Linked DNA regions of Mus musculus: all the other regions are linked to region 3. A link is a loop called in an ENCODE intact Hi-C map of the cell type or tissue named here. Cell type or tissue: left cerebral cortex. All regions are shown on one strand.

Region 1 (5,000 bases), 250 kb after region 3:
CCTCTGTTCACAGGGTGTTCTTAGCTTGTTGTAGTTGCAGTCCTGCAACTCTTAACACAGGATAAAAAGAAGCAATCACTTTGAATCATTTTAAAATTACTCTTTGTACTTTTTCATATGTACTGTTAGATTCTGACATCAGATGAGATTGTTTTGAACTATTTGAACCTCGCAGATAAATAAGCATGTGATACATTTGAGCAGAGAAAATGAGTTCCAGAAGGAAAAGGGAGAACATAGGTCAGATCTCAAAAAAGGCAAAGTAAACACCTATCACATTTAAAATTTCCTGGTGTGTAATAGTTCACCTGTTTCCCTGATGTCGTTGGGATTTAATGAAAGGCAACACATTAGTCTAACCATGTTAAGAAAGAGCACACATCCTGTCAAAGCTCTCTCCACTTTATTGAACACACACACACACACACACACACACACACACACACAAATGGCATTGTGGGAGACAGACTAGGCTGAGAGCAGAAGGCCAGGGTGTCACCATCACTCTGCCGCCAGTGTCATGTTGTGCTCACATGCTTACTTGGGCCTCTAAAGGGACAAAAGCAGGCTTCTTGGGGTTCCTCGAATGTTGTGGTTGCTAGAACTTGTGTGGGGAATATATTATGAACAGAGTCAGGAGAAGGAAACACTAGGGAAATAAGAGTATTGTTTATGTACTCATGTCTGTGTCTCTAGGGGATGGCACATTCTTAGTCCTGTTTCTTATCTAACAAACATTACCAGTCGATAATAGCATTTCCTTCAGATAAGTTGGCAGCAGTTGGAATCCTGCATTCCAGGCAATCTCGACCAGTCCATACTAGAGTTTAAAAAATAATCAGATATTATTTTGAGGCCTTGACCAGTTGGGAATATATATATATATATAAAATTTATATCTATATTATATGTATATGTACATACATAGATATTTCATATATCCAGATTTTTAGACCAGTGTAATTTAGTTATTTGATTTTGTTATTGTTGAATCATTTGAGTTCTTTACATATGTAGACTTTATTAGCAACTCTTTGTCAGGTTTATTTCATGTGCTCAAGAGCCAGGAACCATGGCAGTGCCTTGAGGCAAGTCAGGTGTGAAGGAGCCAGGCACACCCGCTCTATTTGTTCATTCTGCCTACACCTGCCTAGGATGAGAGAACTTTCATCGCTTTCAATGAAGGAACTCTAATGATAATCAAGTGGATCCAGCTGCTGCCTGCCTCCCTAGCCTTGAGGGACATTTAGTGGAAAGTTGCCCCAGAGTTACTGAAAGTCCCAGCAGGGTCCCTAATTGAAGACTTCTCAAATATGGGAGTCCAGAGGAACAGAAAGGGAACTATCCTCCCAGTTAAATGGGGTGGCCTGGTACCTTCACCTACTTGGTGGATTCCCTGCAAATTCTCCATCAAGGTCTCTTACTGGCTCTCAGCCAAGTAGAATCTCTTGTTCCCTTGGTGTTGCTGTCACCTGGTCTTGGAAGCTCTGGTCTTACGTATATAAGTATGTATATAAAGTAGTGACGCTTCCCATGGCTCCACTGATGTTCTCAGGAGAAAAGAAAGAAAAGACCAAATAGAAATGGCAGCATATGTGTGTGCATTTTCCACCTCCTTATCTCAGTGTCATGGCAGGTCCTCCTTTACCTTCTTGATGGAAGAGCTGCCTGTGTCTCCCTGGGTGCTGCCTGGTGGAGGTCTGGTACTGAGCGGACCTGGGCAGGACGCACTGAACCTGGGACTGATTGCCTAAGCCACACAGTTCCGAATAGTGTGCAGTTCAAAGTGCCCTTATGCGTTTCTCCCCTGACTTCTTTAGCTCCTGCTTGGCTGAAAGATGGTAGCAGATAAGGAAAGAGTTCTTCAGGAGAAGCATGGAGGTGACTGTGTCTGGGGGAAGGGCATGAGGACGGCATTGACACCGACCAGCATTGCTCTCAAACACAGCCTGGAAATGTGGACAGAAGGGCCCTGCTGGATCCCCTCAGGGATCTCTTCCCAAACCTCCTATTCTAGGCCTGAAGACCACAGAGGGAGGGAGAGGATGTGAGTGCACAGAGCCTAGGAAGGTAGGGATGGGGTAGAAGAAGAGACACAGGGATGAGCCAGGTAGTGAGGGGTAAGGGAAAGAAGCAGAAAGGACTGTAGAGAGGGAGCTCAGAGTTGCAAATGGTACAGGGGAGGAGAAAAAAAATGTTAAAGTCAGGCATCTACAGAGCACCAGACAAAGGAACCTGAAGGGCAGGTGCTGTGCGGGCCAGACACATCCGGCTTCTGTCAGCAAGGCTGACAGAGGCTGACTGCTGAACTCGAGCTATTTTAAGGACAGTTTGAACTTTGCAAGAAGCTGAAAAATGTCTTCTCTTCTTGAGGTTAGAAGGCCTTCCTAGATGATTTGAGTTTCATAAATTACCGATCTTTCTCCAGTCTTAGAAAGTAGATCCCAATGACTCCTGTGCATAGCTACTTGTGTGGTTGTTGGCTGCCCCCTGCTGGTTAAGTCTGGGTGCTGCATGCTGCAGGCTGATCAGAACTAGCTTGAAACTGCATGGTGGGATAAAGGTGATTTCTCCACCTCCTCTCCCACAGTGTTAGACTAGGTCCATAGGATATCAACCTTTCTTGTAAAGTTTAATCTTGGGTTTTGATTGACACTATGTAGAGTTTCACTTGGACTTCAAATTCAGCACATTCTCTCGAAGCTTCTCATATTCTTGGGCCTGAGGCCACCACACACCCGACATTTGTTTTGTCATATCCTAGCAACAAGAGCCTCAATGTGCTCCTCTTGCTCTTCCTGTCACTCTGTTCAGTCCTTCTGAGACCACCAGGAGGATTATCTTTCAGGAAACCCTTATTATCTCCTCATCCCTTCTCTTTCGCCAGCCATGACAGCAATCACTGACCACAGCCCTCGCTGAGCTGAGTACAGATATAGATACAGATATCTCCATTGTCCTTTCTGATGTGTGCTAGGGTGCTCGGTAAATGTCCAATAGTCGGTAGAAGCAAACTATTCATACTGTGTGTTTCTATATTTGTTGCCTGCCTGTAATAAAGCTTAATTTACAGACTAAGCACGGTACAAGATTAATAGGAATAACTAACCTGAGTAGAACATGGACAGTAACAAATCATAATAAAGTAATTTAATACCCATCAATGGCTTGTTTATGGAGTTTGCATTTAATATTCTCAGAGTATGCTAGCAATGAATGACTAAAATCATGGAAAGCAAACAACAGACACATGGGAGCTGTTATATGAATGCACATTGTGCATACACATGTATGTACACTATGTGTCTCTATCGTATATGCCTGTGTGTGCATGTGTTCACGTGTGGTACTAGGAATTAAAGCCAGAGGTACTAGGAATTAAAGCCAGAACTTGACACATGCTAAGCAAGTGTTCAATCAATACACTGTATGTTTATGTGCTGTGTGTGTGCCATATGTGTGTATGTGTATGTATGTATCATATGTGTGTGTCATATATGAATGTGTTGCCAGGCATTGAAACCAGAAACTGACATTGGTGATCTACCAGTCATATAACTTGTATACATACTATCCAGTGTACTCATGTCTGTGTAACAAAGTGTGTGTGTGTGTGTGTGTGTGTGTGTGTGTGTGTGTTCTGTGTCTTTAATTCCAGCAATAGGGAATTATGGAAGTCACTTTGATATTTTCCTAAAGCAATTCTTGGTTACTTAAAGCTCTGAGCCCTGGGTTAGTCACTGGATATAAACAAACCTGGTACAGCCTCTGCTCTCCAGGAGTGGAGTATGACTGACCAAGCAACACAGACCACGTGGTCATCCAACTCTGAAAGTTAGATGCACTTGGCCGATTCCCATCATGTACTGAGTTTCCTACCATTCTATGCAACAAATTGCCACTGTCTTGGTGGACTTTAATGATACCATTTCTTTATGCAACTCACAGTTTCTGAGCATCAGTGGTCTAATTCGGTCCTATGATGAGGCCTTGTTGAGGCCAGGAAGAGATTCTCTCCCTCCAGTCTGTCGAGATGTAACTCGATGTAGTGTGGCACAGTCACAGGCTTTTGACATATAATGAAGAGAGCAAAGAAGGAGTGAGTCTTGGTGTCTGCTTAGACTTGGTGGAAGCAATCATATAAGAGCATGACTCACAGGGAACAACCATGTACATCTTGTGGAGCCATCCCCATGTTTACATGCATATCAGATGAGATATTGGGAAGAGTCTGAAAGGCTCCTACTTCTGCTATAGGATTTGGGCTCTGGGATGCGTGGTGTTTTTTTGTATACCAACTCAGCCTTGGCATCCACTTCCATGTTCAATGCCAACTGAAGGCACATCTCATAGAGCTGAGGTTAGTGCTGTATGTTGTAGAACCAAGCACTTAACATTTTACACAATACTGGTCTTTAAAATGCTACAGCAGGGGAATGGCCATATTGACCTTGAGAGTCACTCTAAGGATGATGAACTGGCATGTGTGAAGTGGTAGGTGACAGACAGGTGATGACCAAGTGTAGTAGGGAGAGGTGCTGATGTTGACATCATCAACACCGTCATCACTCTCACCTGAGAAGAGGAATCGGGGCTCAGAGTAGGTAGGTTTCACTTAAAAGTTAAAGCTATTCATTTCAAATAAAAAGCCTAACAGACTGAAGAGGTTGGTGATTGTGGTTAAATTCCTAGACAAGGCTGGAAGTCAGAAAATGTGTTCTAAGACAAAAAAAAAAAAAATTAAAATGTCTAACTGATCGAGCAACAGCATGAGCCTCTCTTTTTTCCAATTTTTATTAGATATTTTCTTCATTTACATTTCAAATGTTATCCCAAAAGTCCCCTATACCCTCCCCCAGCCCTGCTCCCCAGCCCACCCACTCCCACTTCTTGGACCTGGCGTTCCCTGCTCCTTTCTTAACCACTCTCAGTGCTGTTCATCATTTTTTCCACCTTCAGGGTTGCTGTGGCTGATGGATGAAGTAACGTATAAAGCATGT
Region 2 (5,000 bases), 190 kb after region 3:
GACCATGGGTCTCCTCACTGAGAAAGAAACAAAGAGAAACTTACCTGATGCAGAGACACAAGTACTGATTGCCTAGGAAAGTCTGAGGGCACTGGGAATGACTAGTGCACCTCTGAATAGGACTGTTTTACCTATCTCTTCTGGTTTTATAGGCAGTGATAATAGCCCTGCAGCCCACACTGGGGTATGTAAAAATCCAGGTAGAATGATTCCTCTTAAGACAAGATGCCATATGAAGACTGAAGTGTGGACACTATGCCCCTCCTTAGATTTGGGAACAAAACACCCATGGAAGGAGTTACAGAGACGGAGTTTGGAGCTGAGATGAAAGGATGGACCATGTAGAGACTGCCATAGCCAGGGATCCACCCCATAATCAGCATCCAAACGCTGACACCATTGCATACACTAGCAAGATTTTATTGAAAGGACGCAGATGTAGCTGTCTCTTGTGAGACTATGCCGGGGCCCAGCAAACACAGAAGTGGATGCTCACAGTCAGCTAATGGATGGATCATAGGGCTCCCAATGGAGGAGCTAGAGAAAGTAGCCAAGGAGCTAAAGGGATCTGCAACCCTATAGGTGGAACAACATTATGAGCTAACCAGTACCCCGGAGCTCTTGACTCTAGCTGCATATATATCAAAAGATGGCCTAGTCGGCCATCACTGGAAAGAGAGGCCCATTGGACTTGCAAACTTTATATGCCCCAGTACAGGGGAATACCAGGGCCAAAAAGGGGGAGTGGGTGGGCAGGGGAGTGGGGGTGGGTGGATATGGGGGACTTTTGGTATAGCATTGGAAATGTAAATGAGTTAAATACCTAATAAAAAATGGAAAAAAAAAAAAAAAAAGACAAGATGCCATAAGAGGCTTGTCCATTTGGTTATGCTTGAATGACAACACTGACACAGTGGTCTGACCATCTCCCCTTAGCTGAAGTTCTAGGCTTAGTTATTTCATATGAACCCTGGTTAGAGGAACAATTAGCTGTAACCTCATAACGTTGACAGTTAGTGCCAAACCGGAAAGGAAAACCAGGATGGAAGCCAAGTAGATCCAGGGGAGCCTGTAATGAGCAACATGCTTTTCAGGTGGTTCCACCTGGCTCCCTTTCCTCTCAAAGATGAGACACAAAACTCATCATTTAGAAGGAAAAAGAAAACCAAACAGAGAAATTGTTTAGGAAGAGTAACTCAGCCCAGGGCTTCCTCTACTCATTTTCAAAGGATGCTCTGCAGGAAGGTGTACCACCCTCCATAGCATCTTGCAAGGCACAGTCCTTACAGTGAGTGGATGTTTAATAGTTCTTTCTGTTCTAGACCTTATATTTGGTGTATGTTCCCAGCTTCCATATCATTCAATAAAGTAGAGTTTTAAAGGGCAATGTGTATGCTTTGACTCAACCTATTTGGTACCAGGAAATAGAGTAGAATATCTATGAGAGCTGATAAACTTTACAACAGCCTCCTTCAGTGAAGTTTCCTTCTGCCTAAACTTAGGTAGGTAGTAGGTAGAGATGAATATGAGCATCTGAGGGTGACAGCTTCATCTCAACAGTCCGATGATAGGATGCTAGGATGATAGGATGCTAGGATGATAGGATGCTAGGATGATAGGATGATAGGATGATAGGATGCCCTGTGGGAAGGGGCTGAAGCCTTGCAAGTAAGACCAGTATCTCTGCCTGAGTACTGCCCATCTTTTCAGAGATGCAGAAGATGTCTGTTGGTGTGTCATAAGCCTTCTCTGAGGGTGTTTTACAATCTATTCGTGTTCAGATACAACTAGGCCACTGGCCAGCTCCCCCACAGGTTGTACTCTATGTTTTAAGCTAAGTATCACTCTAATTAGCTTGTCTCAGAAACTTAAGACTTTCTGAAATAGTTTAAATGCACCATAACCACAGACTATAAAGAAATTAACTATAAACTATTTAAGTTGCCCTAAACACAAATCCCACTTATAGAAGGTATTTTATGGGGGTAAGGTTTTCTTTTCCTTTTCATGCAAGAATTGCTGACATCCCAAACAGGTTGAAGACAGGGACTCAAAATGATGCTGTCAAGAAACGTGTGTCTCTTTGTCTCTTGACTCCACATGTCTCCATGGATGCTCTGTCAGACTCTCCCTTCCTAGAGGCAGGAAGGTAGCTTGCCAACTCAGGCCTGGCTATGACTACCTTCTGAGGTTGAGGAGAGAAATCTAGTTTCAAGGAAATAAGGTCCGTGAACTGCTTCTAATGGTACTGTCTTGGCTGTCTTTCCCTAGCTAATCACTATGCCATGGAGCAGTGGTCATCCACTGATTGGCTGGGTCAGAGGTGTGGCTGAAAGAGGCAGGGTCCGGGTGAGCTACATGGTGAGTCTCTGGGTGTGAAGAGACTGGTAGAAGGCAGTGAGTGCTTCTGTTAGAAGATAGGGATAGATAAGCCAGACGTGGTGGCTCACACCCATTATTGCAACACTCAAGAGCCTGAGGCGGGGGTATTTCTACAAGTCTCATGACACCACCGTATTTGGACTTCACAGTAAAAACCTGTCCAAAAAGGAAGAGAAAGCGGGGAAGGGATAGAGGGAAGGAAACAGGGAGGGAGGAAGGAGGATCTGAACTGTTTCTACTACCACAGTCAGCTAAAGAGGGTCTTGAGCTCCCCCTACAGGTCAATCTAAGGAATCACCATCTTCATGAGAGAAGTGATAGCAAAAGGCAAGCTATATTAACAGAATGCGATATTTATTTGTATATTTATTTATGTACTTAATTGGAAGGATTCCAGACATCCGTGTTCCATATGGAGACTCGTTGACTGGAAAAAGTCTCATTTTCTATGAACCACCAACGCATTATCTAGAATTAGAAAATAGCTAATGACTGTTATAATCTTTTAAACTCCTATTCCTAATACAGTTTTATAACTCATAGTATGTCAGAGCAATAGTGGAGGACTCTAACATTACATGTAGATTGTAGTTTTGGCATGTACGTGTCATGGAGTCCTAATGTTCTATTGATGTGGAGCCCAGAAACTTGGTTAAAATGTCAGATCTGACTTTGTCTGTGTGGGCATTAATGAAAGTGTTTAATGTTTCTCTTTACACCCCAATATACCTGGGACTATAGTAACACATACTTCTAGCATTAGGTTAGTAGTAAATGAGCCAGTATTGTAGACTTCCTCTGCTATCCATAAAAGGATAGTGTCAAGGCTCCTAGAAAGTAGCCAGAAATATGTGAAATCTAGAATTCTGTATGGAGTGTGTTTCTCTGGGTTCCTCTTAGTGCCAGAGTTAATCTATCCTTCTGTGGTCTGTTCCATTATATTTTCTTATATCGCCACCTTTTTGCTTTGAAGCCATGGTGTATTGAAAGAGGAGCTTTTGAACACAAGCACGGATGTACCAGCACACTGGATTTGATAACCAAGGTGGCAGGGTGGTAAAAGGATGGGTACCTTAGATGCAATGGATGTGCTAGTTTAGGGAAGGTTCACATCCCTGGCAGAGCAAAGAGGAATGACACAAGACTTCCTGGGACTTAGTATGATGTTCACTTTAGACTTATGGGCTCAACTGTCCAGAGTAACTTTCAGAAGTTTCCATTTAATATTTTCAGACTGAGGAACAACCCTTTCTGGAGAATTCTCCAGAGCACTAAGAGATTTCTGGAGGAAGCGATGCTTAGCCTGCAAGCCAAGGTGTCAGTAGCCACAGTTAAAAACAACAAACAAAAACAAACAAACAAACAAACAAAAAACAGAGGGAAAGCCAATGCTAATGGAAGGAGTGGGGCAGGCAGAAAGAGGGCAGCCCAAGCAAACAACAATGATAAAAACAAAAACAAAAACAAAACAAAACAAAACAACCCCACACTTCCCCTTTTACCAAATAATGACTTAAAGGGATGTTTCTGTTCCAGAATGGCTCATAAAAGAAACCCTGAAGCTGTGCTGTGGAGACAGCACGTGTCTCTGCAAACCTATTTCCGTTTTGCTACAGTCGCTTTGTAAATCTGCAGTGGTTGGCATTTTCTCTCCACATGACTCTTCTCTCAAGGGCCTGGGCAGAAGCCGTTTATTGGAAATCTCTCATCTTGTTATTTTGAGGCACTTATTTATTTATTTCCTGGGTTGATTTAAGTCCCCTTTGCCTAGCCCACAGGGTTCTGGCCATTTGCACAAGAATTAGAGAGCAAGGTAGCTAGTTTATTTGCTGGAAGCAGTTTCTTTGCATTAGCCTCAGGGCCCTGGCCATACTGGATGTAGCAATGTGCCCAAGTTTCCTACTAGGGATTTGAGAAGGAAAAATTAACAATTCCTAAGAATTCCATTTATGTATGTGAATTCCAGAAGGATCCCTTGATTATATTTTGTTTGTTTGTTTGTTCATTTGATCATAACCCTTTAAGCTTATTATGTATGGGAGGAATTTTCCTAGGTTGAAAGACTATGGGATACTTGCAGGCTTATATTTTTCAAAACTTACTTTAATAATGGTTCTTAAATGTGTCAACCAACCAAAGGTAGAGGAGGAAAATGACTGATAGGACAGGGAGGGCATGGGCCTGTAGAAGTAGTCATCAGTCTCCTTCCTTGGGGTGGTTCCAGTCTTCATTGTCAGCAGTCCAGTCCACTAGCAAAACACCAAACATGAATCAACAGCAGTGCCTTGATCCAGAAGAAACTGAGGCTCCACAGGTCGGCAAGTTTCCCCAAAGCAGCAGGAGGAAACTGGCAAGAAGTAACCAGAACACCACCAGAAGTTCTTTGGTATGCTAGATCGGAGAAGAAAGCAAGGTGAACCAACACCAGCGAGTCATCCATTGTCTGTTGGGTTACACTTATACTCTTCCCAAACAGCACATGTCCTCTCAAGCATTCACTCCAGCAAAACATCGCATGCCCTTCCACCAGACAGCTTACAGAAATATGCCATGTGTCTGTTCTCAGAAAAAACACCCCTCATGTGTCTGCTAGAGCAAAACATCCTCCCACATGCCTG
Region 3 (5,000 bases):
TGCCTGCAGCAGGATTTAGGAGCCAGGAAGAAATTAGGATACTGATTCTGATGTTCACATGCGCTTCTCAGCTGTCTTCCCACCTACTTGTACAAGGGGCTACCCCAAAACTACCAGAAGCAGTAGCCCCCAGGAGCCCGGAATAGAAGAAGCATTGCAATCACCGAGCCAGTGGGTGAGGTGTGAGCATGTCTAACCGAGCAACTTGGATTTTTACCTGCAAAGGCAAGCAGAGGAGGTGGAGGGTGGAGACTGAACATAAAGCTGCAGCCTCAGCCTCTATCTACTCCCTTTTAATTTCTCCTCTCGCTCAGGGGAAACCCCAACGCCCACGGGGTCTGGGGAGCTCCCGCTTCACGGCCTCAGGATTCATGACCCAGCAGAAGCAGTAGTAGAGGCCTCACAGCCCTGGTGATGCTGGACCTCAAGGCTGTCTTGGGTAGGGGGGCGGCGGGGAGAGGCGGGGCCCCGCCTGGGCCTCCCGCAACCAAGGGGCGGGACGATGGAGCCCCACCCCTGCGAAGGAGGGAGGGAAGCAGAGAACGCTGCGGGTGGTGAGCGCTCCGCCCGGGCGCGCCTGCTTCTGCTGCTGCTACTGCCGCTGCAGCGGGGCTAGGGCTAGAGCAGCGGGCTGGGCGCGGGCGGGAGAGGGGAGGAGGGAGGAGGCGGCGGCGCGTGTGCCAGGCGGGCGGGCGGGAGGACGGCTGGCACAGGGCTTGTAAATAAACTGCGATGCTGTCTCGGGCTCGCCGGCCCGGGTGCCGCCGTCGCCGCCGCCTCCCTGGAGCTTCGGTGCCAGGCTCCCGCCGTCGCGCGCCCTAGCGCCACCGCGCCAGCCTCGCGCGCCCTCAACGGGCTCCCCGTGGACCCCGGCTTCCTGCGCCCCTCCGGGTCCCACAGAGGACCCGCTCGGGATGTGACCCCTTGACTCCCCACCCGACCTCCTCTGGCCCCCGGGAGGCCCGCCTTTGCCTGCTTTTGGGGGGGTGGGCGGGGAGGGGCGCGCGGATCATGGCATTGGAGTTCCCGGGCTTGCAGCCGCCGCCGCCGCCTCGTCCACGTACCCCAAGTGCTCCTACTTCCCGGAGCAGCAGCGGAGAAGGCGAAGCGCCCGGTGGGGGCGAGGCAGATGGGTCTCAAGGCTCGCAGGGCGGCGGGGGCGGCTGGCGGGGGCGGCGGCGAAGGGGGCGGCGGCGGCGGCGGGGCCGCTAACCCTGCTGGAGGGGACTCGGCGGTGGCCGGCGACGAGGAGCGGAAAGTGGGGCTGGCGCCAGGAGACGTGGAGCAAGTCACCTTGGCGCTAGGGGCCGGAGCCGACAAAGACGGGACCCTGCTGCTGGAGGGCGGTGGCCGCGAAGAGGGGCAGAGGAGGACCCCGCAGGGCATCGGGCTCCTGGCAAAGACCCCCCTGAGCCGCCCAGTCAAGAGGAACAACGCCAAGTACAGGCGCATCCAAACTTTGATCTATGACGCCCTGGAGAGACCGCGGGGCTGGGCGCTGCTCTACCACGCGCTTGTGTGAGTACCTGGCCACTCGGGGCGCCCCTTGGCGGCCGTGCACCTTAGGGTTCGGGCCAGGGCTGGCATAGTGTTGTGTCTTTGGCCACTCAGAAGTGCTCTCTGGCTTGGGTTGGGGATGGAGGGACACCAGTTTGGCCTTAGCCAATGGTTCTCTGCGGTGTGACGGAGTGTTTCTGGTGCCTGGGACAGCAGGCTTTCAAGCTGAGTTGGAGATTTGAACTGGCGAGTGCGCAAAAGTGCGCATTTATTGTATGTTCTGGGATATTGTCATGGAAGCTTAAAAGAAATAGATGATATTTCTAATGAAGCAGTTGAGTGGGACAAAAACGGTCCTTTCAGAAGCACCGGTTCTTCTTGGGGTGGATAGCTTGCAATCACCACTCAATTTAGATGATATATCCCAGAGTTGAGGATAGTAGCGGTGCACACTGCCCATAGGCATAGTGCCTGTGTACGTGCGTGTTCCATGTGTGTGCTTCCCTTCCTTGGAATGGATGCTGAAGTAAAAGAATAATGGGTTTGGCTTTAATTGGGGGCTTAGACAGACCAAAATGCAGGTCTTTGTGTTCTTTTAGTAAAATGAATAGGAGAATAGAAAAGGGGCGGGATTTCCAAGCTTAGTCCAAAGGGTTTAGCTGAGCCATAGGTAAGGTGAAGCTATTTGATGCTGGAACATCCGTATGATTTATGTGCAACATCCCATAGTTTAGGTTCTACCATCTCTGTAGGTACAACTGTTGCCCATCTGTGGTTTGGCTGACCAGGGCATTGGACACCCAAGAGTCCGGTGGGAAGTTTGTCCCCTGGGACTCCTCTAGAAATAATCTCCATGCTAGCCCAGAAAGTAAATGCTAGGGCGGAAGAAAAATGGAACTCAGATGTACCGACTCCTGGGATGCAAAATACACACCCGTATTTAAGAAGGAAGAGAGGGTACTTACTATCAGAGGGATTCCTCACCCAGGACTGGAATCCTGAGTGCCACAACACCTTGGATGTGTGTGACAAGGCACTTCTTGATACCAGCTGCTTCCTGGCTTTGGCTTAGGAAGCTGTATGGCTGTCATGGTTTGGGTAGGAAGTAGACTATTACCTTGACCCTTCCAATTTAAGGCAATTGGTTTCCCTCCGGTTGACCCTTAACTGACAAAGAGGGAAGAAGTCAGGGAATGTCTTCTGTTTTTTAAGTACTTGCCTGCCTTTTGAGGTTGGAAGAGCTTTTCCTGGTTTGGCCACCAGGTGGGGCGTCCACACAGGACCGCAGTTTTGTGCAACAGGTTTCTTCCAGGTTACAAAAGCCTTTCGAGAATGCATCCCTGAAAACTCAGGAAGCAGCAAGAATAAGGATGACGTACCTTGCCAGGGACTTGGATTTTGGTTGGTCAAGCCTTTGATTCCTCTGTATTTTCAGAAAGCATCTGACCCAAAGCTTAACATGTGTTGTTCTTTCATAGTGAAATGAGGTTTAGCTGGCATTCATTCTTTGGTCTCTAGAACCATGTTCAAATTGAAATGAAATAAATGCTAGGGTATATGTAGTTTTAAAAGGTTGAACAAATTATCTGAGAGCAGGTCCTATGTCCCTTTGCATAAAGTTGTGTTCAGTGTGTGTTCAATGCCTTTGGAGCCTGGTGTTTAATTGAAGCTTGAGATTCCCTCTTTCTTCTCCTCCCACCTTTTCTAGCTGGAATCTGAAGCCTTGCCTTGCCCAGTCTGCAGAGAGAATAGATAAAGACTATTATAGAATCAGCTACAATGTTATTTTACTGTATGCTTGTTCATATCTCAGAAACCAGCTTGTAAGTGCCAAACCTATAGCCAGAATTTCCCAGAGAAGACCTCAAAACTTAAGACCATTAGAATTGTCAGATAAATACACATTGTGCTTGTTTCTCACGTGACCACAATGAGGTAATGCCTGTAACTTATGCTTCATGGATGAAAATTTGACCGCTGCAGGAGATAAAGACAGTTGTCCAGCATCGCAGGGATAATGATTTTAAACATATCTGGCTTTCTGGCTGTACTCAGATTCCATTTCTGATCCTTGGGGCATTTTGCTGAGCATTGCTGGGTGCCCATTGCCCATTGATAATGCAAGGCTCTTGATAATCATTTTTTCTAGCTCAAGTAGGAAATCAAACCAGGATCCGATCAGAACCTAGGAGCCACTGTTAGGAAAATGGGAAGTGGGCTGGGGCTAGGTTTTGTGGCTTCTGATTAAAGATATGCTTTATAGGAAAGCTCTTCTTGGGCTGGGTTTGGGTTCCTAATACTCAGATAAGCTTACCAAGTGGCTTCATTTTACATCCTTCCTCAAGCTCAGGAGGAGCCCAGACAAGGGAACACAGCTTCATTGACAATTCTGGATTTTGCAGAATTTTTAAAATTCAGACTGTGAAGTGCCCATTATCCTGTGCTGGGCTGTGGCTAATGGCAGGAGGGGACCAAGAAATTCGGTTGACCATGAGCTCATAGTTCAGTACTCTCTCTTTCTTTTGTAAATTAACCAGGCCTGTCAAGTGAGGTTTCTTTCTCCCCTTTCTGTCCTAAATATAAACGTGAAAATCAATCATTTCTCCCATCTTGCTTCCTATGCCTCAAAGGCCCATCCCCTGCTCCTAGCTATTCACCTTCACTAGGTACCTTTTCTCAGCCTTCAATCTGGTTAGGCTCAAGTTGCCCCCTATGCCTTCTCCAGGCATAGAATTATGTGTGCTGCTTTGAGCTGATGAGCTTGCTTCTCTGCCCCATGAACCCAAAAGCTTCTTGAGAGTGAAAGTGGGATGTATTTCTCTCTCTCTCTCTCTCTCTCTCTCTCTCTCTCTCTCTCTCTCTCTCTCTCTCTCTCTCTCTCTTTTCTGTTTTCTTTTTATTCTCAAGCCCTGGGAGACCATAGAACCCATGATAGGTACTTAGTAAGCATTTGCTGTGTGGATACATAGCAGAATTCTCTCAGGATTCTAGTTAATCAAGACTTTGCTATAACAGCTTTACTGTTACAACAGCGACAGCAGTAAGCAGCTGGAGTCAGCACCACGGGGTTTTAAGAGGAGAATCATCCTTGGAAGTGTTGGGCTTTGGGGGGGGGGTGGTGGATGGACGAGGTGGAGCTCTTGATTGGCTTCAAGAAAAGATCACTGCAGCCCTGTCTTTGGCTAAGGCAAACTTTGATATTACAGGAAACATGGTGGGTTCTGAGTTTGTATATATGGTTCTGCAGGCACTAAGTAGGAACGACCCGGAAGCTGAGGATGGTGGGCCTGCCGCATTGAAGAATGGTCTTCATGCTTAAATTGGCAATCATGACACAATAAGTGTACATGAGGTACTCAGCAGTCAGTTGATATTGAATCAGGATCTACTTAGAAGTCACACATACCTGATACTATCATTGTCCTGAGCCTGTTGGGAGAGTGATGCTGTCTTCATCTTGGCATTGGTGCTAGCTTGGCACTGGGAAGGCATCCTGTTGCCCT

Evidence for each region. Peaks named below come from ENCODE experiments on the same cell type or tissue, not always from the same donor. Only the 100,000 strongest peaks of a DNase experiment are listed, where the experiment ranks them.
Region 1: it touches region 3 in a loop (5-fold over the local background); 21 of 42 quality-filtered maps call a loop at or near these places.
Region 2: it touches region 3 in a loop (9-fold over the local background); 17 of 42 quality-filtered maps call a loop at or near these places.

What each region holds. Positions count from the first base shown.
Region 1 is chr15:66,031,578-66,036,577 of GRCm38, reverse strand. All of the region lies in intron 1 of Kcnq3 (potassium voltage-gated channel, subfamily Q, member 3), which reads left to right. Among named protein-coding and RNA genes, the nearest start is that of Hhla1, 57 kb to the right of the region's middle. In left cerebral cortex, a CTCF peak has its summit at 2,490 (motif pointing left); a DNase peak (open chromatin) is centred at 2,488.
Region 2 is chr15:66,091,277-66,096,276 of GRCm38, reverse strand. All of the region lies in intron 1 of Kcnq3 (potassium voltage-gated channel, subfamily Q, member 3), which reads left to right. Among named protein-coding and RNA genes, the nearest start is that of Hhla1, 120 kb to the right of the region's middle. In left cerebral cortex, a CTCF peak has its summit at 2,675 (motif pointing left); DNase peaks (open chromatin) are centred at 2,603 and 4,057; H3K27ac peaks cover 179 bases.
Region 3 is chr15:66,282,354-66,287,353 of GRCm38, reverse strand. Kcnq3 (potassium voltage-gated channel, subfamily Q, member 3) reads left to right here and starts at 725. Exons shown (of 15, transcript NM_152923.3): 1 at 725-1,518. The coding sequence starts at 1,130. It overlaps Gm27242 (a long non-coding RNA gene), which reads right to left. Exons shown (of 5, transcript XR_875391.3): 1 at 4,904-5,000. In left cerebral cortex, CTCF peaks have their summits at 488, 1,532 and 2,755; DNase peaks (open chromatin) are centred at 1,923, 2,760, 3,249, 3,425 and 4 more places; H3K4me3 peaks cover 4,297 bases; H3K27ac peaks cover 4,175 bases.